Regions from separate parts of the Mus musculus genome. Here regions 1 and 3 are each linked to region 2. A link is a loop called in an ENCODE intact Hi-C map of the cell type or tissue named here. Cell type or tissue: heart. All regions are shown on one strand. Region 1 overlaps Gad2 (glutamic acid decarboxylase 2). Region 2 overlaps Apbb1ip (amyloid beta (A4) precursor protein-binding, family B, member 1 interacting protein). Region 3 has its middle 16 kb from the start of Apbb1ip.

The links. Peaks named below come from ENCODE experiments on the same cell type or tissue, not always from the same donor. Only the 100,000 strongest peaks of a DNase experiment are listed, where the experiment ranks them.
Region 1: it touches region 2 in a loop (3-fold over the local background); 8 of 42 quality-filtered maps call a loop at or near these places.
Region 3: a loop joins it to region 2, with 8 times the contacts of the local background. A loop is called at or near these places in 37 of 42 quality-filtered maps.

The regions. Positions count from the first base shown.
Region 1 is chr2:22,629,979-22,637,978 of GRCm38, forward strand. Gad2 (glutamic acid decarboxylase 2) reads left to right here. Exons shown (of 16, transcript NM_008078.2): 6 at 1-82; 7 at 4,952-5,067. Among named protein-coding and RNA genes, the nearest start is that of Gad2, 12 kb to the left of the region's middle. In heart, a CTCF peak has its summit at 4,951 (motif pointing right); no DNase peak of the experiment used is centred here.
Region 2 is chr2:22,861,414-22,869,413 of GRCm38, forward strand. Apbb1ip (amyloid beta (A4) precursor protein-binding, family B, member 1 interacting protein) reads left to right here. Exons shown (of 14, transcript NM_019456.2): 11 at 5,480-5,578; 12 at 6,222-6,336. Among named protein-coding and RNA genes, the nearest start is that of Gm52503, 28 kb to the right of the region's middle. In heart, a CTCF peak has its summit at 3,436 (motif pointing left); no DNase peak of the experiment used is centred here.
Region 3 is chr2:22,754,578-22,762,577 of GRCm38, forward strand. It overlaps a transcript of Apbb1ip not described here. Among named protein-coding and RNA genes, the nearest start is that of Apbb1ip, 16 kb to the right of the region's middle. In heart, a CTCF peak has its summit at 4,205 (motif pointing right); no DNase peak of the experiment used is centred here.

The DNA.
Region 1 (8,000 bases), 230 kb before region 2:
CTGCTAGAATATGTTACACTAAAGAAAATGAGAGAAATCATTGGCTGGCCCGGGGGCTCTGGCGATGGAATCTTTTCTCCTGGTATATATATTTCATTTTTTTCCTCTGTTTTGTTCTTCTGGTATGCTATGTTATAAACATCTATTCTGTGTTTATGAGCAGGTCACTTAAGCTGCATTTATGAAAATAATGAGTGTGGCTTAGTCCATTGAACACACTTTGGAGTTTCCTAATCCCATGCTTAAATGCCAGTTACTTGTGCTCAGCAGAATATAGTCTAACATGATATCGCCCTGTACTTCTACCATGACCATGCATATAACATGTATGGATAGTGCTGTTCAAAAGAATACTAATAAGTAAATTCACCCTTGCTGCATTTCTCGGAATGGGTGAAATGAAAGCATCAATTAACACAACACTCAGTGTGCGAAGGTGTGTACCGAGCTACATTCCCTCCGGAGAGCCCATTCCCTCTTTTCTCTAGTCCCTGGAAAAATGAGCAGGGAAGTGGATTTAGACTAATTTCAAGGAGGGCAAGGAGTGTGTGGAAAGGTGGTTTCTTAGAGCTAGAAGAAAATTCTGATTTCTTTGAGGTATTTTCTCTCCTCTTTACCATGCCACCCTATCTTTTCCATTTTGCCTTTGATTACCAGCCACTGCATGCTAAAGCTCTGTTATTTACACTTCTCCAAGCCCAGAAAATCAACATGAAGCAAAATGCTGTGATCTTGACTTGATTCCTAGATGAAAAGGTAAGGCAAAGGAATAAGTCACTGAGCCATGGAAAAGAAGCCTAGTGTCAGAGCAGAGCGGTACCTAACCAGTGAGAGGAAGCCAGTCTTCAGTAAGCTGTTATGGATGGGTGGCAAAAGAGAGACCAGAGTTACCCCTGCAGCTACCAGGCACAGCCAGACACAGCCGGGCTGGATTCAGATCCCTCTTAAGCAAGCCTGCAAAGGCAGTGAGAGATGAGAGGGCCTGAAGATGAAACAATGACCAAGCAGCAGTGACCTCAGGACAAGACTTATATACGTCTGCCTAACCATCTCACCATGTTGTTTCATGTACTTAAGTACATAGCATGTTTTTTTCAGATTCTAAAGGGAAAAGTGTTAGTTAAATGGAACAGAAAATTAGCCTTTAAAAGCAGTCATTGAACACTAGTTGTGATGGATTCTTTCATTTTCTAGGCAATTTAGTACTTATTCTCCTTTCCTGCTAAGTTTGTGGATTTGTCTTTATTGTCTGATATTGATGCTTAGAACATATTTTCATGTAGAACTAGGTACAGTTACGAGGGTTACAATGTCAACATCATTTCTACCTTATTCATTCTCTTACAGGGTTGATTGTAGGATTGAGTTGTTCTTAAGATGTACCAAGAGCAACATCATGGTTCAGTTTTCATAGCTCACAGAAGTAGGAATCTATTGACTATGAAATTTTTACTAGTCTAAATAGGGGACATGCCTAATTATCTAGCTTGTCTTGGCACCTACCTATATGACCCAGAAAACATACACCCCAAGAAATCCTCATTGTTGGTTCTGCTAGGTTCTGTATGACATAATGGATGGTGGCAAATCAGTGGAAGCTATGGAGCTTCTTCCTTTGAGTCTGAAGACTCATATGTTCTAACCATGGTGTAAAAGCCATAGATGTAGTGTTATATTGTAATATATAATATATATAATATATTCCAAAGTTGGAGAGGAGAGCAACAGAAAACAATGTAGGTCTGTTTCCGATCAACTTCCTACAAGAAGAGTGATGGTATATAGCATCCTTAGTTGCTAGTAAAAGTTGTACTAGGTAACAGCAAGCCTTGCTCCTAGATTAAGGAGTTGAATGATTCAAGGAACAGGAACAGAAAAAGTAGGTTCACACGCGAGTCTTGGTTTCCTCTGGTCCTGGGAATCAATCTTCAGAGTTGGATCTTTGACTCGGACACAATGCTTAATTTGTTTCGACTGTTGTTCAGTTCTGTTCATCCACACCACAAACACCCAGGAACTTGATCCTTTCCGAAATTGCCTCATGATTCCTGGAAGAATTCTGTATATGAGCTTTACCTACACTTGCAGAGAGCACTCTAATCTTTGGCAGGTCAAAAAGGATAAGGCCTGAGGGAGAAAAGGCCTGCCTTAGTCTCGGTTCTTTTCCTAATGTAATCATTAGAGGCTGTAGGACTTGGGCATCTCTTTTCATCTTCATGTAGTTTTGCACAAATCCCATCATCATCCTCAGAGCTACAAAGCCTTTTAGCTGTAGGATGACAGAGATGGGAAATGAGGAGCAAGAGACCAGGATTGAAAGCTTCTTGAATAATTACACATGAAGAGTGCTTTCTTTGTTTATATTCCCCTTCCTTCTCTAACCCTCCATCCCCCACCACCACCCACCACCCTCCACTCACCAACCAACCCCCACCAGACTGAGAAATGTATCGAGAGCATCAGTTCTCAACTAGGGAGCCAGTATTGCCCTCCCAAAAGAACAACTGGAATGTATTGATATTTTGGGTTGTTAGCGGCTTGAGAGAAAACACTGTTCTCAACTGGAATCCATGAATGAGGCTAACTACCCAACATTACTTAAGGCAATCCTCTTTAAGGAATTCTGCAGCTCAACATATCAGTGAATGCTAAGACTGAGAAATCATAAGCTAGAGTGAAACTTGCTCAAAAGCTTTCCTTTGAGTTCAGCATCACACAGTCTGTCCTGGGCATCTGATCCAAACATACTTGATCTGTTTTCTACTATCCTGAATCTCTAGGACCTAACAGGGTAGCAACTGCCTGCATTCTGACTGTACAGATGCCAATGGCTGGTTGGTGGCTTTGTACCCAGTGCCCTGCCTGTATTAGAGCCCAGGGCTCATAAGGCAAAGGTCCTCATAAGGCCCTGCATAGGCTCTTCAACTTGGCAGAGCCTGCCTGATCCTCAACTAGAAGAAAGGACTGATCAGACCATCCGTGAAGTAATCCCAAGAGTTTCGTTCTTGGAGTGGGGCAGAGAGAGAACACTTTGCCTTCTGGTTTCATCTAAGCCAGCCTATTCAGTGCCTTCATAGTTCCTAGAGAGCAAAAGTTCTAAGGTTCTGAAGAGTTCTGCAGAAAGTTTCATTGCTTGTGAAGTGAGACCCTTCTTACAGAGCAGAGTAAAACTTAGTCATATAAAACCTTGACAGTCTTGGAGAAATACAAGAAATATAATTCTACATGTAGCTGAAGTCAGCAGCATTTCATTAATGAATGCAATTGTATCTCAGGACTATCTCTGAGAGAAAGAACTTTTAGACGGAATCAACAGAGGATGGGGAGATGGGTGTGGATGTTTATCCCACATCCTACAGGAACCATTAGCAGGCTGCAGAATAAAGAGTAGCTTACCTGTCTCAATCCAAGGTCAAGACATTGCTGGAAATGAAAAGAAATAACTATTTGCCACCATCATAATATAAGGATTTTACAGGCCTAACATTGAGTGGCTATACACATAAACTAGAGAGAAAAGAAAGAAAAAAATCTTTTTTTCAAAAGTCTCTTCTAGGTGAATATAGTGGTACATACATGAATCTCAACATTTGCAAGGCTGAGACAGAAGAATCATGAGTTCAAAGCCAGCCTGTGCTATATGATAAGACTTTTATTCCCCTTGAAGTCTCTCTCCCTGCTCCCTCTCCTTCTTTGTCTCCCTCTCTGTCTTTCTGTCTCTCCAGGGTGTCTGTAGTTCTGGCTGTTGTGGTACTCACTGTGTAGCCCAGACCCACCTTGAGTGCGAGCACCACCACACTCAGCATGTAAAGTGCTTCTCTTACTGTAGTTGAGGCCCAGTTTGCTTTCCTGATCCCTCTTAGCTGTATCTTTAATCTGAGAATAGACTTTATAGGAGCTAGAAGGGTTTCCCTGGAAGTTAGGCCAGTGCTTCCTCCATTTTCCTGCTCGTGACTCCTTTTTTACCTGCGAAGTTTGTAGTCTACCTGGGTGGCTAGACATATAAATAATCATACATATAAAACATTCACTGATAATAAGTCTTAAACCTTATTTTAAATTCTTTATGTATGATACCTTTGGACTTATTAAAGACAAACATGAATTTGCAAAATAATGAGATAAATATGTTTAGTTTGCAGAAATAATCAAACCTTAGGTGTTTACTTGATACTACACCATGCAAAGGTGTCACCACTTTTAGAGTTACTCCTTATTTTGATTTTATAATAATCAGTGCATTATAATGCCACATTGCATCCATATTCAATATCAAATGGCAGAAATATATTTAGGGTCATTTTAGGAATCGTTGAAAATTTTGTCTGAGTTCAAAACCAATATTCATTCATCAGTTATTTATGAACTCATGTCAGCAACTCAAACAGCAACTTTAAAATCAAACATTCTAATATAATACCATCCAAATATGTACCAGTTAAGCCAAATAATGGAGAAATAGTAATCTTTGTTTTCTATAATTAAGCCATTAAATTTCTGTAACAGCAGACATTTTGTATGTACAGTAAAATGCATTGCTACTCATAACATACAATAATCTCATAACTGACATTTTAGGCAGCATTGGCATTGCATGCCATGATGCAGAGGGCAAAGTGAGCATGATGTGTGTTTAGAACCAAGGTTACAGTGGCATTGTGTGATGTGACATGAACTGTTGAACACTGTCAGAAACATCCCAGATATGGATGATATATGGTTGATTTTGAAATAATTTTTGGTTCTGGTGTGTTCAGAAACATTTTACTGTTCACGACTTTTCAGACTCTTCTCCCCACCAAATTAAGTTATATGCTCTCATGTTGGGCTGTGACCCACGGTTCAAGCAATTGACCTATTCTCTAGGTCAGTGGAAATCCCAAGTGCTGCTTGCATGAGAAGTGTTTGTTGATAGAGAATGGGAAACAGTAACTGTTTTTGTGCCCTCTAGGTGGCGCCATCTCCAACATGTATGCCATGCTCATTGCCCGCTATAAGATGTTTCCAGAAGTCAAGGAGAAGGGGATGGCAGCAGTGCCCAGGCTCATCGCGTTCACATCAGAGCATGTATGTGTTTATGTTCTTTTGAGCATAAGATCGTATCAAAGGGCCCAATTGAATGAATAACGCCCGGAAATGCCTTTTCTCTGGATGTCCTCTTTCCAGGAAACATATCTTGAGAGAATGAGGGGAAAGTTGAGTTGAGCTGAGCTGTCCGTTGGGATATGCTCCTTATCTCTGAAATCCAGGGAAACGTCAAAGATAAAGCAGAATTTATATATTTTATTTTAACGAATTATTTTTAATTATGTGTATATCTGTCTATGGGTATGTGCACATGAATACTGCTACTTACAGAGGCCAGAGACCACCCTGGAACTTGTGAGCCACCTGATATGTACGGAAACTTGAACTCTAGTTCTCTGCAAGAGCAGTACCTGGATCTCTAACCACTGAGATGTCTCTCCAATGCCAAAGCAGAATATATTTCATTCCAGATCCCATTCTCCATGTGTCTGTAATACTGTATGATGAGGGATAGGAGCAAAAGAAACGGCAGTGTGACGTTCAAGTCTTCCAAATCACTGATGCAGTGCTTTATATAATCCAAACTCTACAAGGCCCCGTTGGACTCCTGGTTAAAGCTGGGGTTTTAGGGATTAGATAGTGTCTTAGTCAGGGTTTCTATTCCTGCACAAACTTCATGACGAAGAAGCAGTTGGGGAGGAAAGGGTTTATTCAGCTTACATTTCCACACTGCTGTTATCACCAAAGAAAGTCAGGACTGGAACTCAAGCAGGTCAGGAAGCAGAAGCTGATGCAGAGGCCATGGAGGGGTGTTCTTTACTGGCTTGCTTCCTCTGGCTTGCTCAGACTGCTCTCTTATAGAACCAAGACTACCAGCCCAGAGATGGCACCACCCACAAGGGGACCTCCCCTCTTGATCACTAGTTAAGAAAATGCCTTACAGATGGATCTCGTGGAGGCATTTCCCCCAACTGAAGCTCCTTTCTCTGTGATAACTCCAGCTGTGTCAAGTTGACACAAAAATAGTCAGTACAGATAGTTTCAACCCTTGTGGTGCCTTTAGCCATTTAACTGGAAGCTGCCTGACTTCACTTAGTACTGTATTAGTTATGCTTTAGCACAAAGCAGTCTAGGGAAAGACTTAATCTCCCTCCTGGTTTCAGACAATTCAGTCCATTGTGGTAAGAAGGAAAGTGGAGCAGAGCAGTCACATCATGATGAGCCAGGAAGCAGAGATCGACAAGCTTTCTCCTCTCTGCTTTTGCTCTGTACCCACTTCCAGTACATGGACTAGTGTTCCCCACTACAGGATGGTCTCGCTCCCCTCAGTTGATCATCTCTGGAAACACTCTTATTGTCACACTTAGAAATGCTATGCTCCTCATTCTAAATCTAGTCAAATCACCAATGAAGATTAGACATCACCAGTACCTTAAGGAAATGACATAGGGGTCTTTTCTCTCTGATCTTTGAGCCAGATCTCTGCCATGCACTGGTTCCTGCCTACCAGGGTACTAGCTAGACAGAAGCTAAGAAGTCTGGTCTTCTTTGTTATAGATAGCATAGTATAGAACTTAATGCTCCTCCTGTGCCCTTCAAAGAGTACATACTACCCCTTCTGCTACCATGTAGGCATGAAAACAATGTTCCAATTGGTTCATATAACAAACAGCTCTTGCTGTGCACAGCAACAAAGGAGCAACTCTGCAGTAACCTATCCAACACCGTAAGACTAAGTGTTGCCAACCCAAGCCTCATGATTTGACCCATATCAGGAGTTGACTTCTATTTAATTAAAGGTTCTATATGGGTAAAATAACCATAATCTTTCATGTCCCCATTTCCCTGATGTAGATTCAGATCCCTAAATAGTTACATAGTTCTGTATGTCAGCTTCAAACTGCCCAATACTACAGCTTCAAAATGGTTTTACATTAGACATCCTTTTCTTTGGCTCTCTAAAGTTGCTCCAGCAGCAAGCCACCCTATGCTCTCTGCCTTTGGAATTAGCTTTTGAGCCTCACACTTGATAAAGTGTTTTAAAAAGCTCAGAGCTTATGCATGCTCTCAGACTGCTTTTGTAATACTTTTTTTGTATTATAAAATTGAAGTCCATTCTTTCATTTCTAAAAGAAAGAAAAGCAACTCATCTGTTTAATTCTCCATTCACATAAATTAAAATGATAATTTTATTATGAACCTTACCTAGTATACCAACTGTCTCTGGCTATAGAATTTCCATTTTGACACATGTATTCTTTTTTAATGTATAATATGTCTGATTATTCTTTGACAGTCCAAAAGTACTTCAACAAGTAATGAGAATAAACCTATTTGTTTTTTCATAAACATGGCAAGTGTGAATATACACAGAAGAACTGGTGCAGACTCATACAGACCCTGTGTATGCTGCCTCAGTCCCTCTGAATTCATATGACCTTTGCTCATGTTGATTTAGAGGGCCTTATCTTCTTGGTGTCTTATATTCTTTCCACCCCATCTTCCACAGAGCTCACTGAGTCTTGCAGGGGGGGATTTGTTGGAGATATTCTATTTAGGGCTGAGTGTTCCAAGGTCTCTGACTCTTTGCATAGTGTCTGGCTATGAGTCTCTGTGTTTGTCCCCTGATCCATGAGGATAGCAGCATAGTATTAGGAGCCATTTCAAAAATGGCTCATCAAAAAGAGGTAGCAATATATGAGTAATATTTGGTTTTACCCTAGGTCTCTAGGCTATCTAGTCTCAGATCCTTGGTGACTCAAGCAGTGATGGGTATGGGTTCCATCTTGTGGAATGGGCTTTAAGTCAAATTAAGCATTTGTTGGTTACTCCCACAATCTGTGCCACCATTGCCCTAGCATAACATAGTCAGGAAACCATTGCAGATCAATGTGTTTTGGATAAGTTGGTTTTTACTTTTCTCTTCTAGTAGCATCTTTCATGCCAAAAATACTGGAACATAGGGGTGAAGG
Region 2 (8,000 bases):
TCCTGGGTAGCATGAGATCATGTCTTAAAAAGGAACAAAGAAAAAAAGCTGAGTTACTTCCTGAAAAGTCTGGAGCCATCTGTTCTATGCCTTTCCCCAGGATTCTGGAAGTTTCCAACAGCCCTCGAATTCCTTGTCTTGAAGCTACATGACACTAGTCCCCTTGTTCATCAGCGCACGGTCATCATTGTCACTGTGTGTGCCTGCATCTATTTCTCTTCATCTTCTTGTAAGGAAGGAGAGTCATAGGATTTAGGACATATACCAGTTCAATATAACTTCATCTTAACCTGACATCTACAAACTTGCTTCATACACAGTGAGGTGGCATTTACTTTTCAGCGGACACAGATCTGTAATAGCCACGTGCTTTACCAAGCTCTGAACAGAGAGATCAGCCTCAGATCCCTTCATCTTCCAATCCTTGAAGCAGCAGTCCTGATTTTCTATCAGCGTCTTCCTTACTCCTTCCTTTGTCTGGTCATCCTTAAGTTCATCATCTAGGTCAACCTCAGCATCATTGCAGTTTTAAAATATCAGTAACACCAGAGCCTAGAAACAGTCCTGCCTCAGCTCCTTTCCACCTTAGATTCTGCCTCTTTCCAAACCTTCCATGGAATTTATTGACATTCTCCAAACATTCTAACACTCATTCAATATGATTTTTCAGTCTTTTTCAAACTTTTATTATGAAATCACAGAATAACCACACTTTTGTTGGCATTTGTCTCTGCGTTCCATCTTTTTACATGCCTGGGGGTTATATTGTCAACTCCCAGGGCTTAAACAAAAGAGGATTTTATTCTAATTTTTATCCTGATGTTACCTTTACCCCAAGTCAAGTTGTTTAACCTTGTCTGATGCTCTCTTTCCTCATTTGTGAGTTTAGAGGACATTAGGATCCCCTTTAGCAAGAATGTTCTGCAATGGCCTTGACATTACACACTCAGAGCTTCTATTATTCAAGATCAGAGACAAGGATCACGAGGAAGATTCCAGCTGGTTGGCATTGATTTTGTGTTTTCTTTAAGCCCTTTTGTAAGTAATTTCTCAATCAAAGGCTGAGTTATACAGAAGTAAGTAAGGTGAGGTGACCAAGGCTAGCATTGTGACAGGCTCTGAGACTTTGTCACAGAGCCCGAAGAACCTCTGAAGTGTGAACTTGGTGTCAACCAGATAGCTCACCTCAGAACCACGAAGTTAGAGGATTGGAAGAAATGTAGTGGCCCTTTATTTTATATTAAAAGCCACCTGATTTCTGGGTACAACCACGTTTTCCTGTAGTTAGGTGAATAACATACTTAAATAGTTCACTGTGCTTCTTAAGTGGAGTGGACACCTCGACACAAATAACTGGTGCACTTTGCACAGTTTGCTTGACTCCTATGATATGCACAAAACCCAAAAAATGGAATATTTAATATTAAGAGTAAACTAAAGGTAACAATATCAAATTTCTAAATATCTCTGAAGGAAAAATTAGACACTTTCTTCTTCGTGATTTTACTGATTTTTACATGTCTGTAGTATCTATGTAAATGTATGTGTATACATGTGTGCAAGTACACACAAATAGAGGTCAGAAGAGGACATCTGACATCTTCTTCTAAGACTCTATGTCTATTGCATTAAAACAGGGTCTCTTCCTAAACCTGAACCTCAGTTCTCAGTTAGGTAGAAGCCAGTAAACCCCACCCGACTCGGAGCTGGAATACCCAGCTTGTTATGGGGGTGCTGGGATCCAAACACTGGTAGTTTTCATGACTGAAGAGCAAACCCTATCAGTTGTTGAGCCATTCCCTCGAGCTCACCCTGTGCTTTCATAGGAAGAATTTAAATATTAATTACTGGCCAATGTCCTGCTCACATGTTAGTCAGAGCAGAGACTCTGTTGTAAGTCGGGCATCTGAGGTCCTGGTACTGAACGGTGAGCCCTTGATTTGGTTTTGCAGATTTCTTTGTTGAGGATGCTGCAGACATCTACAGAACGTCACATTCTAGCTACCAAGTGCCTGATTCACACTTGAACACTCTGACGTTTAGGTTACTCAATGCTATTGGACCACACTACTTGGTTTGATTGATGTTTCCAATGTCAAGATCCCCTTTAGAACGTGATTATTGGCGTAAGGTTTACAGTACTGAAATCTGAGAACTTCTTTTTTTTTTTTTTTTGTTATCACCTGATTCCTTTTTATTTTATTTTTTTAAATTTTTTATTAGATATTTTCTTCATTTACATTTCAAATGCTATCCCAAAAGTCCCCTATACCCTCCCCCAGCCCTGCTCCCCTACCCACCCACTCCCACTTCTTGGCCCTGGCATTCCCCTGTACTGGGGCATATAAAGTTCCCAATACCAAGGGGCCTTTCTTCCCAATGATGGCCGACTAGACCATCTTCTGCTACATATGCAGCTAGAGACACGAGCTCTGGGGGTACTGGTTAGTTCGTGTTGTTGTTCCACCTATAGGGTTGCAGACCCCTTCAGCTCCTTGGGTACTTTCTCTAGCTCCTCCATTGGGGGCTCTGTGTTCCATCCTGTAGAGCATCCACTTCTGTATTTGCTAGGCACTGGCATAGCCTCACAGGAGATATATCAGGGCCCTTTCAGCAAAATCTTGCTTGCATATGCAGTAGTGTCTGCATTTGGTGGCTGATTATGGGGCAGTCTCTAGATGGTCCATCCCTTCGTCTTAGCTCCAAACTTTGTCTCTACAATTCCTTCCATGGACATTTTATTCCCTATTCTAGGGAGGAATGAAGTATCCACCCATTGGTCTTCCTTCTTCTTGATTTTCTTGTGTTTTGTAAATTGTATCTTGGGTATTCTAGGTTTCTGGGCTAATATCATGACAAGTATCAGTGAGTGCATATCAAATGACTTCTTTTGTGATTGGGTTACCTCACTCAGGATGATATCCTCCAGATACACCCATTTGCCCAAGAATTTCATAAATTCATTGTTTTTAATAGTTGAGTAGTACTCCAAAGTGTAAATGTACCACATTTTCTGGATCCATTCCTCTGTTGAGGGACATTTGGGTTCTTTCCAGCTCTGGCTATTATAAATAAGGCTGCTATATGTATCAAAAGATGGCCTAGTCGGCCATCACTGGAAAGAGAGGCACATTGGACTTGCAAACTTTATATGCCCCAGTACAGGGGAATGCCAGGGCCAAAAAGGGGGAGTGGGAGGGTAGGGGAGTGGGGGGTGGGGGGTAATGGGGGACTTTTGGGATAGCATTGGAAATGTAAATGAGGAAAATACCTAATTAAAAATTTAAATAAATAAATAGATAGATAAGGCTGCTTTGAACATAGTGGAGCATGTGTCCTTATTACCAGTTGGAACATCTTCTGGGTATATGCCCAGGAGAGGAACAACACAGTGTGGGGCAGCCATCCAAAAGTGTTTGCCGCCATCTCCTGGCGCAACTGGAGAACTACAGCAACAGTCTGCATACTGGTTGGCGTCGTCAGGAAAGAGGAATCTAAGAGGGACAATCAAGGAACTAGCTGGCTTCCAGGCCAGGCTGATGCAAATTCCGAGTCAGTAAAGGAAGCAATCCAATTAAAAGGGTCAACTTTTCTCAGTTGCTAGAAAAGACCACAGACAGGAATCCTTTACATTTTCTGTTGTTTTATTCCTGTAGTATCTTTAAAATACAGTGCTGTCTTCAATGACTCAATATAAACTCAGAAATTCTAGTGGATAAAGAAATAAACAGGAAGCTCTCCAAATATCAATTTTTATCATTTTTAAACACAGAAATAAATAAATTTAGAAATAACTAAAGCCCTTGCAGACTATGTGTCTTGCAGAGGATCGATGTGGGACACAACAAGCACAAAGCTTGCAGGGAAACCACACCATATGCTCTCCCTCATATTCCAGCATATTAAAGGCATAGCTCAAAAGCTCAGATCACCTTTGACGATTAACTACTTTCCTAAAGGTCAGTGAGTTTGCTCAATGCAAGTGGAAGCTCTATGAAGCACCGTAGAGAGGGATTGTGGCTTCAGCCCGTTTCTGCCAATGGAAGCCTCCTAGATCTCCTGATAGCTCTGATCTTTAGTGCCACTAGTTTATGCTCAGACTAGCAAGGCCAACCTGAGCTTCATAAGGCTGCTCTAAGGAAACACAAACACATACACGCACACACACGCACGTGCATACACACACACACAAAAACAGTTGTTTTAGTTGGTATTTTTTTATACAATAAAATGTAATCGAAGTTACAATGGCCCATGAAAATTGACATCACACACATTTCAGATCCTAGGTTTGGTTACCAGCCTCTGACCCAATGACTTCAACTTTTCTGATATAAGAGTAAATACTATGCTTATTTATATATTTAAAAAATTATTTTGACACCCAGATTAAGGTTCTACTACATGCCAGGCATGTGCTAAGCACCAGGGATCTTCCAAAAAAAATAATACAGGCAAAGTTCCCATCTGATAGAGAGCTGAATATGTAAAAGCCAAACAGAAACAAAAGCTACAGGGACTAGAGAATCCAGAAACAGAGTTGCAATCTTTTTGTGTCTGCCACATCAGTGTTCTCTTGTAAACTCCTGGGGGCCTATATAACCCCTGTACACACACTGTTGATGGCCACTTAAGGACAGATAGAAACACTCTGAATGCCATCATGCCTGCAGAGGATGTGCCCAAGTGGATGTGAAACCACCATTAGGAAAGAGCGATAGATCATTGCAAAACTCTGTATTCTTGTTGAAAGAAATGACACCTGGACTAAATTTTGGCACAAATAAAACTAATTTTATAAGCACCAGTTTTGTAACGTAAAATGCCTACTAGGTAAGCCCCTTATATGATAGAGAGGCAACCTGATTTCCAATGAGGAACAGACATATAAAATATATAACGGATTTCAGCATTTAGAAGGGAGAAATACAATTATTACTGACATATAAGAAGTCCTTATGGTTAAAGCATATAACAGGCTCCTTAAATCTGATCAGAGTTGGGCCTCTTTCTTAATAGTGCTGGGGGGTGAACCCAGGGCCTCACAGATGATAGGCAAGTATGCTGCCACTGAACTATACACCCAGCCTTTTCAGTACCTTTTACTTTTGAGGTAGGGTCTCATTACATTTCTCAAGCAGATCTCAACCTGGTGGTCCTCCTATCTCAGACACCTCTCTAGTAGCTGAGGTTGCAGACTTGTGCTGTGGGGCTGCCAGTTTAGCAGTTCTTAAAAGCTGGGTATGCTAACATGTGATCTCAGCTATCAGGAAGACTAAATTGGAAAATCATGAGTTCAAGGCCATCCTGGGCTTCATAATGACACCTCGGCTCTTCCTGATCCTAAAACTGCCTTTGCCACCATCTCAGTAAATCATATATATTGTCATAGTTTTTCTTTGAGTTTTTTTTTCAAACAGTGGTTTGGGCTCTTAATAAATTGCATCTATTAATTGTCTTCAAAACTGCTTCTTTGTAGCATCCTCAAATTCAGAAGGAATCTCAATATATCAAGTATCTCTGCTGTGATGACGCAAGAACTCTCAGTCAATGGGTAATGGGAATAAGGATCGCCAAGGTGAGTATGTGCTCACCTTCATGTGTTCTTGGGCCAGCCAAGAAGCTTGTTAACTAAGGCCAACGTTTCAGCATTTCTGGGTACAGATGTTATCTCGTCTATTTGTTCTTGATTTCTTTCTACCCATCAGTAAGTGGAGTCATTCACTTACTGCCATACAAGCACACACCTGTCCTCTGGCAAGAGAATCAGAGTTGACTTTAAAAAAAAAAAACAACTGTTCATATTCACAGGGAGAATTGCAAACACAGGTGTGCAGATAAGAAACTCGAGACCAGGCCAAAGGTCTGTGCCTTAATGGTAAAGCACTTGCCTAGCATGTGTGGGGTCCTGAGTTCCATCTCACCATAGAAAGTGGAGAGAGCAAACGAAGCCGATTAACTCAACAGTTACATGATCAGAATTTTGTGATTGGCATTTTGTGGCTATCCCTGTCCTCTAGTGTGTAGATGGGAGAATTTGCTAATTTTGCTAATCTAGAGAATTATTTAACATTTGAAAGAGCAATCAATGAAATATACCCCCAAAATGCAACTTGGATGAGAATAATGGCACCTTTTTTTCTTCCAATATGTATCTTGCAGTTGAGTGCAAAATTTAAATAAATGGATTCCTTCTTTTCTTCTCTGTATTCCCTCCTTAGTATGGGAAGACTCTCTATGATAACTATCAGCGGGCTGTGGCAAGAGCTGGACTTGCCTCTCGGTGGACAAACCTGGGGACTGTTGGTACACCGATGCCAGCTCAGCCTTCTACAGGTAAAAGCAGAGAAAACACTCATGTTCACACATCAACAAAACCGGAGCCTAGCTCCAGTCTCCAGGTTACACCCAAACAAGACCAGTGTCTCCAAGTTATTCCTCCAACAAACCTGCACCCCCAGGTTACAAGCCCTCCCCCTGCCTAATGACCACCAATACAGAGTGAAGCAGAAATTAAGTTTATGATATACTCGCAGCACCAGCCAATTATGTTAAAGGCCATAGTAACTTTCCAGTTAGATGCTTGCACACTCACTTATAGCCTTCTATAAAGTCTTGTCTGGTAGATCATCCGTGCTCCTTCTCCACCAAACCATCCTGTGTGATGGTGGTGTGCTGAGGGACCCAAGCTAGCTCAAAGAGAATAAAGGCCCTACTGTGATTTCATAAGATCAGCTCCTGTCTGTTTTTTAGGGGGATTGCTAACATTTCCCTGACACTACAATCCTTGTGTCTAGGTTGTCTACCGGTGACTTTTCACAAAGCTTTGGCCACTTTTTCACAATAAATCCATAAATAATGTGATGATCATGATTTTAGGGTGGGCTAAAAGGAGGTGTGCTTTATCAAAAAACAAATATCATATAAATATATTATATATAAATATAATGCAAGGTGCCTTAGTGTCAAGCAGGATACTCAGAAGATATCTGATCATGCCCTGCTGTCTTCCCGCAGTGACAGGATGGCTAGAGTCTCATGCCCCATGCCAGGCATTACATGTTAAGGCATAAAACCTTGTCTTGTTGGTATTTTTAAGAAGACCAGCCACTAAGGTTAGGTACCCAGTGAGCTTTCTGCTTTACATAGAGAACTGCCCTTTGGTATCTGAGACCAATTCTAGGAAGCCCATTAGCACTCTACAAGTACTGTTATACTGTAGTGTTTAGTACAAAACAACAAAGAAAAACCTGCATGTGTTCAATAAAAGCCACTTATTTTCAAAGGTCAGTGGTTGATTGAATCATCGATACAAAACGTACAGGTTGTAACTGTTCCACAGCATGTAGATTACAATCCCCCATTTCATAGCTCAAGGAACTAAACATGGGAGGAGGTAGCATGGAATATAGATAGAAGCTAGTATCTGATATACAGCAATACAATTCAAACTAACAATGAACCATGAACACACACACACACAAACGTTAGGTGCATGTAATTCTACCATGTGCTTATTTGTTTTCTTAACACAGAAAATTAAATGTTGGCTGGATAGTTGACTGCAGGGCATAGAACATCTTCAGTGTTTCTTAGAGCTGATCCATATTCTGATTTTGTAGTCATTGTTGCTAAGAACACCACTTTTTGCACAAATACATAGTGTAAAAATTGACAGGAGTATGACTATGGCTGTTTTAGAAACCACTGGAAATTCTGTTCTAATCTCAAGTTAAGATCCTTCTAATCATTTCATGAACCAAGTCAGCAACTCAAACAGCAATTTTTAATATTATTTTTTATCCTGAGAATTTCATACATGTATACAATGAAACCTGGTGATATTATGTCCCATAATTCCCTCCCCATCCCCCATCTCCCATCCCCCACCCCCCGTGAATCCCCTCTCAATTCAGATACTCTTTTTTTTTTTTTTTTTTTTTTTTTTTTTTTTTTTTTTTTTTTGGTGAGACATTAAGTCTAACTAGTGCTTTCTTTGT
Region 3 (8,000 bases), 110 kb before region 2:
TTTGTGAACATTGTCTTTAGACCATAAAACTTATTCCTATGAACCTTTGTACTTTCTCTAACCGACTTCTGTGTAATCTTAGAGCTAGGCCCATCCTGACACTCACAGTCAATATGCTTACTTCAGTCAAGCTCCCTAGATCCTAAGAGTCTGGTAATATTGAAATATACTCAGTTGGAAGCCACTCCATAATAAGCTAGTTCCCACAGTATTAAATACATAAAAAAATGAAGTGCTATATTAAAGCTACTAAGAAACCAAGTGTAGTAGTGAACACCTTTATTCCAGCATTCAAGAGGCATAAGCTTGTAAATCTCTGTTCAAAGTTCCAAGTTCTAAGCTACCCTGGTCTACATAGCAAGTTCCAAACCATCCAGGGTTACATAGTAAAGCCTATCCAGAGAAATAGTAATTATGACTTAGTAATTAGTAATCATGACTTATAAATAAAGATTCTGTGAAGGAACCCTACTACAAACACATCTTATATTCCTATTTTAAAACTTTACAGTTTTAGTGACTTCAACGTTCACATAATGAGTTTGCTCTTGTTTTCTTGCCAATGGGAACGATGGTAGACATGCTGCCTCTTAGAGTAAATCCCACACAGGACCAAAGGCATCAGCTGCAGTGAGCTTAAGAATCGGCCTCATGGTGTCATGAGTTGTGGAGGTGATGCTACCCTTTGCCCCTTCCCACCTTTGGCATTCTGGAGAGCTGGACCCTGGAGTCATGAGAGGAGGTCAGCTGGCCCTACCCCTCAATGACTCAGGAACTATGCTGGCCCTGGTGGAGGAGGTGAAAGGTGGGAAGGACAGAGGTTTGAAGGGCAGGGGAGTGTTGAGGAGGGTGGAGATGGGGTTTGGGAGTGAGGGAGCAGAAAGTGGAAGGATTAGCCCCACCACTCTCCTGGCTCTGAGGTGATATCGGTGCAAGGTGGGGAGGGGTTGACCACCCCCTCACTTCTGCAGCCATCTATGGTAGTTGGGAGAGCTGGCCCCCTGCACTTCGACAGGGCAACACGGTGGAGTTGGCCTTGATGGTGAAGGCACAGGTGAGCCAGCCCCTTACAGTTGCAGCACTTGGGAGAGTGGGCACGCCCTTGACTGGGCAGCAGAGTGGAACTGACTCTGGAGGCATGGGTCTAGCCTAAGCAGTGCGAGAGAGTCACCTGGCTGTTATGGATAAGGGAACAAGCTAACCAGCTCAGCTATCACCCAGGCCCAGATCCAGCGCTCTGAGTTGGCCTACCCCAACGTCTATATCATATGAGAATGGTTGGGACATGTGATAGGGCCTGCTGATCCAAAGCTGCAGGATCTCCATGACACAGGGTAACAACAGAATAACTGGGAGGAATCTCAGTGAGGATCCATATTGATGATGTCACAGAAGCCAGAGATATGGAACCAGACCAATGACTGACTGCAATGAACATTGGCAAGTGAAGATGTGTGGGGAGAGAGGTATATACTGTGGGACACACTGTGACATACCACAGCTTCTATGATGAGATGTTGTCTATGCTTTGTTGTTGGTGGTGGTGGTGGTCGTGGTGGTCTTATGTGTGTGTGTGTTTTTATTAGGGGGGAGATTGTAAGGGGAGGGCAGAGATGAGGGGATAGGGAGATGAGCAGGACTGGAGTGTATTATGTGAAACTCACAAAGAATCAATAAGAATTTAAAAAATCAGCTTCACAGATCAGAAGCCCCATCTGCCTGCCCCTCAACTCCAACTCAAGGCTGCAGTCACACACAGACTCTCTCTTTCTCATCTGTTGGGAACTAAAATGGGGGCCTTGGGGAAGAGGGGGGAGGAAAAACCCATGCCCCGCCAGAGTTTTACCTAGTCTCTGATCTGTCAGGCATGGGAGAGAGAGCTACCATACACTTTCCACTCAGCCCTGGGTGGGCATTCAAGCCTCTGACCCACTCTTCAGGGGGTGGTCAAGGGGCAGCCCTACCTACTCCTGAGCTACTTTGCAAAAGCCACCAGGGTTATAGGAGAGAGGGATGAGGGAAGAGAGGTTCCCAACACTGACAAGAGTGAGTGCAGCGGATCTTGGTGAGCAGAGACTCTCTATGGTTTTAGAGCTTTATTATAGAAATGCAGGGGTAAAGACAGAAGAGAGAGAGAGAGAGAGAGAGAGAGAGAGAGAGAGAGAGAGAGAGGAGAGAGGAGAGAGGAGAGAGGGGGAGGGGGAGAGGGAGGGGGAGAGGGAGAGAGAGGGGAAGAGGGAGAGAGGGGAAGAGAGAGGGGAAGAGAGGGGGAGAGGGGAAGAGAGAGCAGGAGAGTGGGGAGAGGGGGAGAGGAGGAAGGGGAGAGGGGGAAGAGGAGAGGGAAAAAGGGAGAGGGGAGAGGGGGAGAGAGAGGGAGAGAGGGGGAGAGAGGGAGGGGGAGAGGGGGAAGGGGAAAGGGGGAAAGGGAGGGAGAGAGGGGGAGAGGGGGAGAGAAGAGAGAGGGGGAGAGGGGGAGAGAGAAGGGGAGGAAAGAAAGGTAGAGGAAACTTCTGTAGATGCTTTATAAAAAAATTAAGATTAACCCATATGCAATTCTAAGACCTTCAGCAGATGCATAAACGTGCAGCTGGTATGAAGACCCTATTAGTATACATTTCCTGTGAATTCACATCTCTGAAAAAATTCAACTTATAAGTCAGGCACCTTAAAATATTAATAGTAATAACTAAACGTAGAATAGTTATAACAGTGTTATGTAACAAAATTACCACTAGTGTACTTTGAGGTCATTGTTAGTAAAAATGAAGGTTACCTGAACACAAGCAGAGTGATGCTGCAACAGTTGACCTAATAACCAACATGGCTGCTCAGTGATTAGGCGGTGTACACCTGCCCGTTGTTCATCCATTGTTCATGGATGTGTTGAACAAAGGCTCTACTCCCAAGAGGGAAGCAGAGGAAACGACCTATTAATGTTCAAAGGGAGTGACAGGTCACCTGGACATAAAGATGATACTTTGAGAGAGATGGAGGGGAAGGGGAAGGAAGCTAAACTTTGCTCCACTGTCTTAGGGTTTTTTATTCCTGCACAAATATCATGACCAAGAAGCAAGTTGGGGAGGAAATGGTTTATTCAGCTTACACTTCCGTACTACTGTTCATCACCAAAGGAAGTCAGGACTGGAACTCAGGCAGGTCAGGAAGCAGGAGCTGATGCAGAGGCCATGGAGGGATGTTACTTACTGTCTTGCTTCCCCTGGCTTGCTCAGCCTGCTCTCTTATAAAACTAAGACTACTAGACCAGAGATGGCACCATCCATAAGGGACCTTTTCCCCTTGATCACTAATTGAGAAAATGCCTTACAGCTGGATCTCATGGAGGCATTTCCTCAACTGAAGCTCCTTTCTCTGTGATAACTCCAGCTGTGTCAAGTTGACACAAAACTAGCCAGTACACTCTACTCAAGTGGCTCCTCACCTGGAACCTTAAAAGGTGGGGTCTCATTCAAATGACAAGCCAAGTAGCCTGGATGAAGAGACTGACAGTCCCACCCTCAGGCCAAACCTGTAGCTCACACAAATGTCCAAATACAGTAAGTTTTGGAGGACAGTGATTCCTCTAGCAAAGGGATGATCAACTGTGATGATGAATTCCATCTTGTCCCTGGCTATGACACAGAGTGAATGCGGGAGTGCAGTCTTAAAGAGGATCTACATTATGGAGCAATCCCAAATTAAGGAGCCTGAATTCAACTTGCCACATCCCTTGGGGAGGAGGTCTGCACAGCCCTGGGATGCATTTGGAAAAGCAAAAGGAACAAATGCCAGAGGCTCAGTTCAGGATGTGAAGTATATAGGGCAATGCACCTCTCCTAGTGGTAGAAGCGGACCTCCTCAACTGGAAGAAGTCTAGCGTTTGACAGCTCTTCATCTGTTGAAGCCACCTATCTGCTGTGAGGTTCTCTGCAGTACAGTGTAAACACCCGGAAGCTCCCATGGGGTGCTTTTCCTCCACAGACATATCTATTCACCACCCCATTAGCAGGATGACTAATGTTTAGGGGATTTTGAAAATATTAAGACAGGTCTGCCTTATACAGATTCGGTTGCTTGGTCAACTCCCAATGCATTAAGAGATACCCCTACTCCCCAAGTTAGAACTGGGATATGAACTATCCCAGGAGAGTTAGAAGGACATGGCTGACCACAAACTGCAAAACTAAATGTGACCAGCAGAGGTCACGAGTATGCAAAGACGAGATGCTACTAAAGGGAGCACAGCTCTGGTGAACTGGGAAAAATAGAGTACAGGACCAATAAATAAACCCACAGAGCAGTAGCTGGCTAATCTTTGACAAGAGTATGAAAATCATACACTGGAAAAGAAGACAGCCTCTTCTTTACATTACATGTGAGACCATAACATGTATAGAAAGAAACACTTCAAAATACCAGCACAGGAGAGGACGTTATGAAAAGGGCCCCATTAATACTGGAAATAATAATCCATGAATTGACAAATGGGAACGCTTGGAATTATAAAGCCTCTGCCCCACAAAGGAATCTGTCACCAATGTGAAGACAGCCTGCATAGGTGCTGGTAGGGGAACACTTGCTAACTGTGCACATCAAATAGAGGACTGAAATCTAGACTACCTATGGGGCTGTAAAACTTAAAACCAAGAGACAAATCGTCTAATCGGTACATGGCAAGATGAACTGCCTAGGCAGTATCAGAAAAATAAATGCAAATGGCCAATAAATATTCAAAAATGCTTGCAGCAATCGGTGCCAGATCAATTGCTCTAAATCCTATATCTGAAGTACGTGGTGTCTTCAACAATAGAATCTTCCCTTCGGGTTCTAGAATGAACCAAGGGCATAAGCAATAGCCTTCATTGTTTGGAGATGAATTGCATTCACTTGACCAACCACTAGAAGAAAAATTTTCCATTAAAACCTACTATCGCCTAAAACTCTCCTAAACCAGTATAATTTCTAACTCCATTCTAAAACCTTATCCTTATATCCATGGATAAAGGCAGCTCTTGTCCCTCTTCAAAAAATAGTTTTTATTTTTCCTACAATAGATGGAGACTACTACAGAAATCCTAAAGTAGCCAAACTGCAAAGAATAGTGTGTGTGTGTGTGTGTGTATGTATGTGTATATATATATGAATGATGCATCACATAAGAAGGTGGGGGAAAGACTGTAAAGGCAGAGGGACAGAATATCTGCTGAGAGATGGTGCCTTAAATCTACAAAGGAAAGCTGCACTCAGGAATTATAGGTTCAAAGATATGTTTACCTAAACAAGACCTGCTTGGTGACAATACCATAGGACATGCCAACACAGATGGGGGGGGGGGTCTCATTCCTAAATGAAAAGTTACAGGCAGTAACAGTCAGTCTTCTCCAAGAGTGAGTCACTGATAGGTTACCCACTTGCGAGTGGCTATCCCTAAACGCATGTACATACAAGCAACACCAAACAGACTCAGCAGGTTACATATTACAAATAGAATAATTAAGGCAAGGCCATGAACTTAAGAGAGAGTAGTGGTGGGGATATGGGATGAGTTGGAGGAGGGAGGAGTGACTACTGTACTAATGTATAAAATTCTCAAATAAATAAAATGTTTTTCTTAAAAAAAAAAAAAAGAGTTCTTAGCCTTAAATGCTCAGTGATTCTTTATGTGTTGTAAAAATTGGCCCAGAAAAGAAAGTTTCTTGTTCAAAAGAAATTACCAATCAGGAATAGTACTTAACAGCAATTGAAAATTAAAAGCTTCTGTCTGATAAAAAAAAGGAAGGGAGGGAGGGAGGGAGGGAGGGAGGGAGGGAGGGAGGAAGGAAGGAAGGAAGGAAGGAAGGAAGGAAGGAAGGAAGGAAGGAAGGAAGGAAGGTAGGAAGAAAGGAAGGGATGGAAAGCTGCCCCAATGCCTAGCCGTTGGGGAAATGTAAATTAAAACTAATTTTGGATTCTAGCTCATTCCAGTCAGAATAATCATCATCTAGAGAAAACAGACAACAGATCCTGGTGTGGGTGTGGGAAAGGAGTCTTTTACACGGTTAGGAAATGCAGCTCCTAGGGAAATCAGGACAGAGTTTAAAAACACAACCCTGGTGCCAGAACTGTCATAAAACCCAGCTGTATCACTCAGCAATATCTTCCCAAAGAACTATAAATCAATATACTGCAGAGACATTTATGTATTTATTTTATAGCTGCATCAATGGGTAAAGAAATATGTTATAAGTACAAAATAAAAGTTTATTTAGCTGTAAAGAAAGACAAAATTTGCAGAAAAATAAATGTTAATTACTATGTTATGCACAATAAGCCAGACTCAGAAAGACAAACACTGCAGATTTCATCTCCTATGCAGATTTAAGTGTGTGTGTGTGTGTGTGTGTGTGTGTGTGTGTGTGTGTGTGTGTGTGTGTGAAAAGAGAGAGAGAAAGAGAGGTAAGTAGAAAGAGAACATGGAAGGGAAAGAGCTTTAAGAGTGGAAGGCATAAAGGGGAGGGTAGTTGGGATATATATGATATGAAAGCAGAAAGAGACTATCTCGTGTGGGGGCGACCAGAAAGAGGGCACTGGGGGAGATAGCAGTAGGGGAGGGAAGTAAATATAGTATAATATTTCTATCTCTATCTCTCTCGTACACACACACACACACACACACATACACACACTGTCAACTCAAAATGGTTAAATACCTTAATTTCAGACCTGAAGACACTGGCCAAAACCTTTATCAGCTTTGTCATCTCCCATGCAAATGCACTCGTCCCACACGTTTGCAAAGTTCTTCCCTGAATCATTTCCTTCCCTCTCGGCTGATACTATGTGTGGGGGTAGAGGACGGTGAAAGGCTAAGGCCCTGCTCTTGGCCTTGAAGTATCAGGAAAGTAGAGGCACATTCATCAGGCCAGTGAGCTCACCCCCTCAACAGGAAGCACTCTGGGACTGTCTGGGACTGTCCCTGGTCATTCTATATGTCTGTCTCTGGGAAATGGACTCTCACCCACAGAGAAGCCAGTACCAAGTTGATGTGTGTCTACCGTCTACTAAGGGGGAGTTCTTGCACATTCCAAGAGCTCATTTCATCTTTACTGTCTTCCTTCAAGTTGGGTCAGTCACCTGCATTAATTAAAGAAATCAGCCAGACAATCAGATAACTCAACTCAGGTTTTTTTGGCTTTCGTGCTTCGATAACCAAGCAGAGGCCATCTTTTCTGTCTTCTTTGTCTTTGTCCATTCATTTTCACTTTTGGTCTGGATTCCTCCTGGTACCTGACATGGGGGCTAGTTTCCCAGGTTGTGGTACCAGGGATTGGTTCCTAAATGCCTTTTCCTTCCTAGGTACACCATCCAAGTATAAGGCCTTTGAGCTGCACCTGAAGAAGTCTCCTGCTTAGTACATCATGACTTCCATCGCCTCCTCTGTCATATTTGTCACATCTGTTCGTCATTGGTTTCCAATTGTGCTCATCATCATCATGGGTTTTCTCCCCTCTGCCATCAAGGAACCCCAGATTAGGTCTCTGAAAATCCTTCTGGTTATTCGTGGTCTCAAGGTTAAGACTCACGACCTGGACCAATTTTTGGAGGAGACTGCTATATTGGCTCCCTGGATATCCCCAGAGAACATGTGGGACCCTGACCTCTGGATGTGTGTTCTCTTCCTTGCCTAAAAGCACGAGATAGAGTCTGGAATTATCCCTCCATTATTCTTTGTCTTCATCCTCCTTGCAGTCATCACCAGTCTTAAGAATTCTTTCGCAGAGGAAGTAGTGGCTGCCCCTAACAAACACTGCCAGAATCAGGTTAATATTCACCTTTCCATTACTGACCCCACCCCCACTTACTCTGGGCAAGCAGGTTGATTTTATCGATGAGAGCTCCAGTCTTCAGGCACCAAGTCAGCTGCTGCCCAAGGTCCCTTGCTCACTAGCCCTTCTGCTCTGGCCATATAGGAGGTACCACCAGCTTACCCCCCAATGTGATGTAGGGGGACTTTCATGTTACTC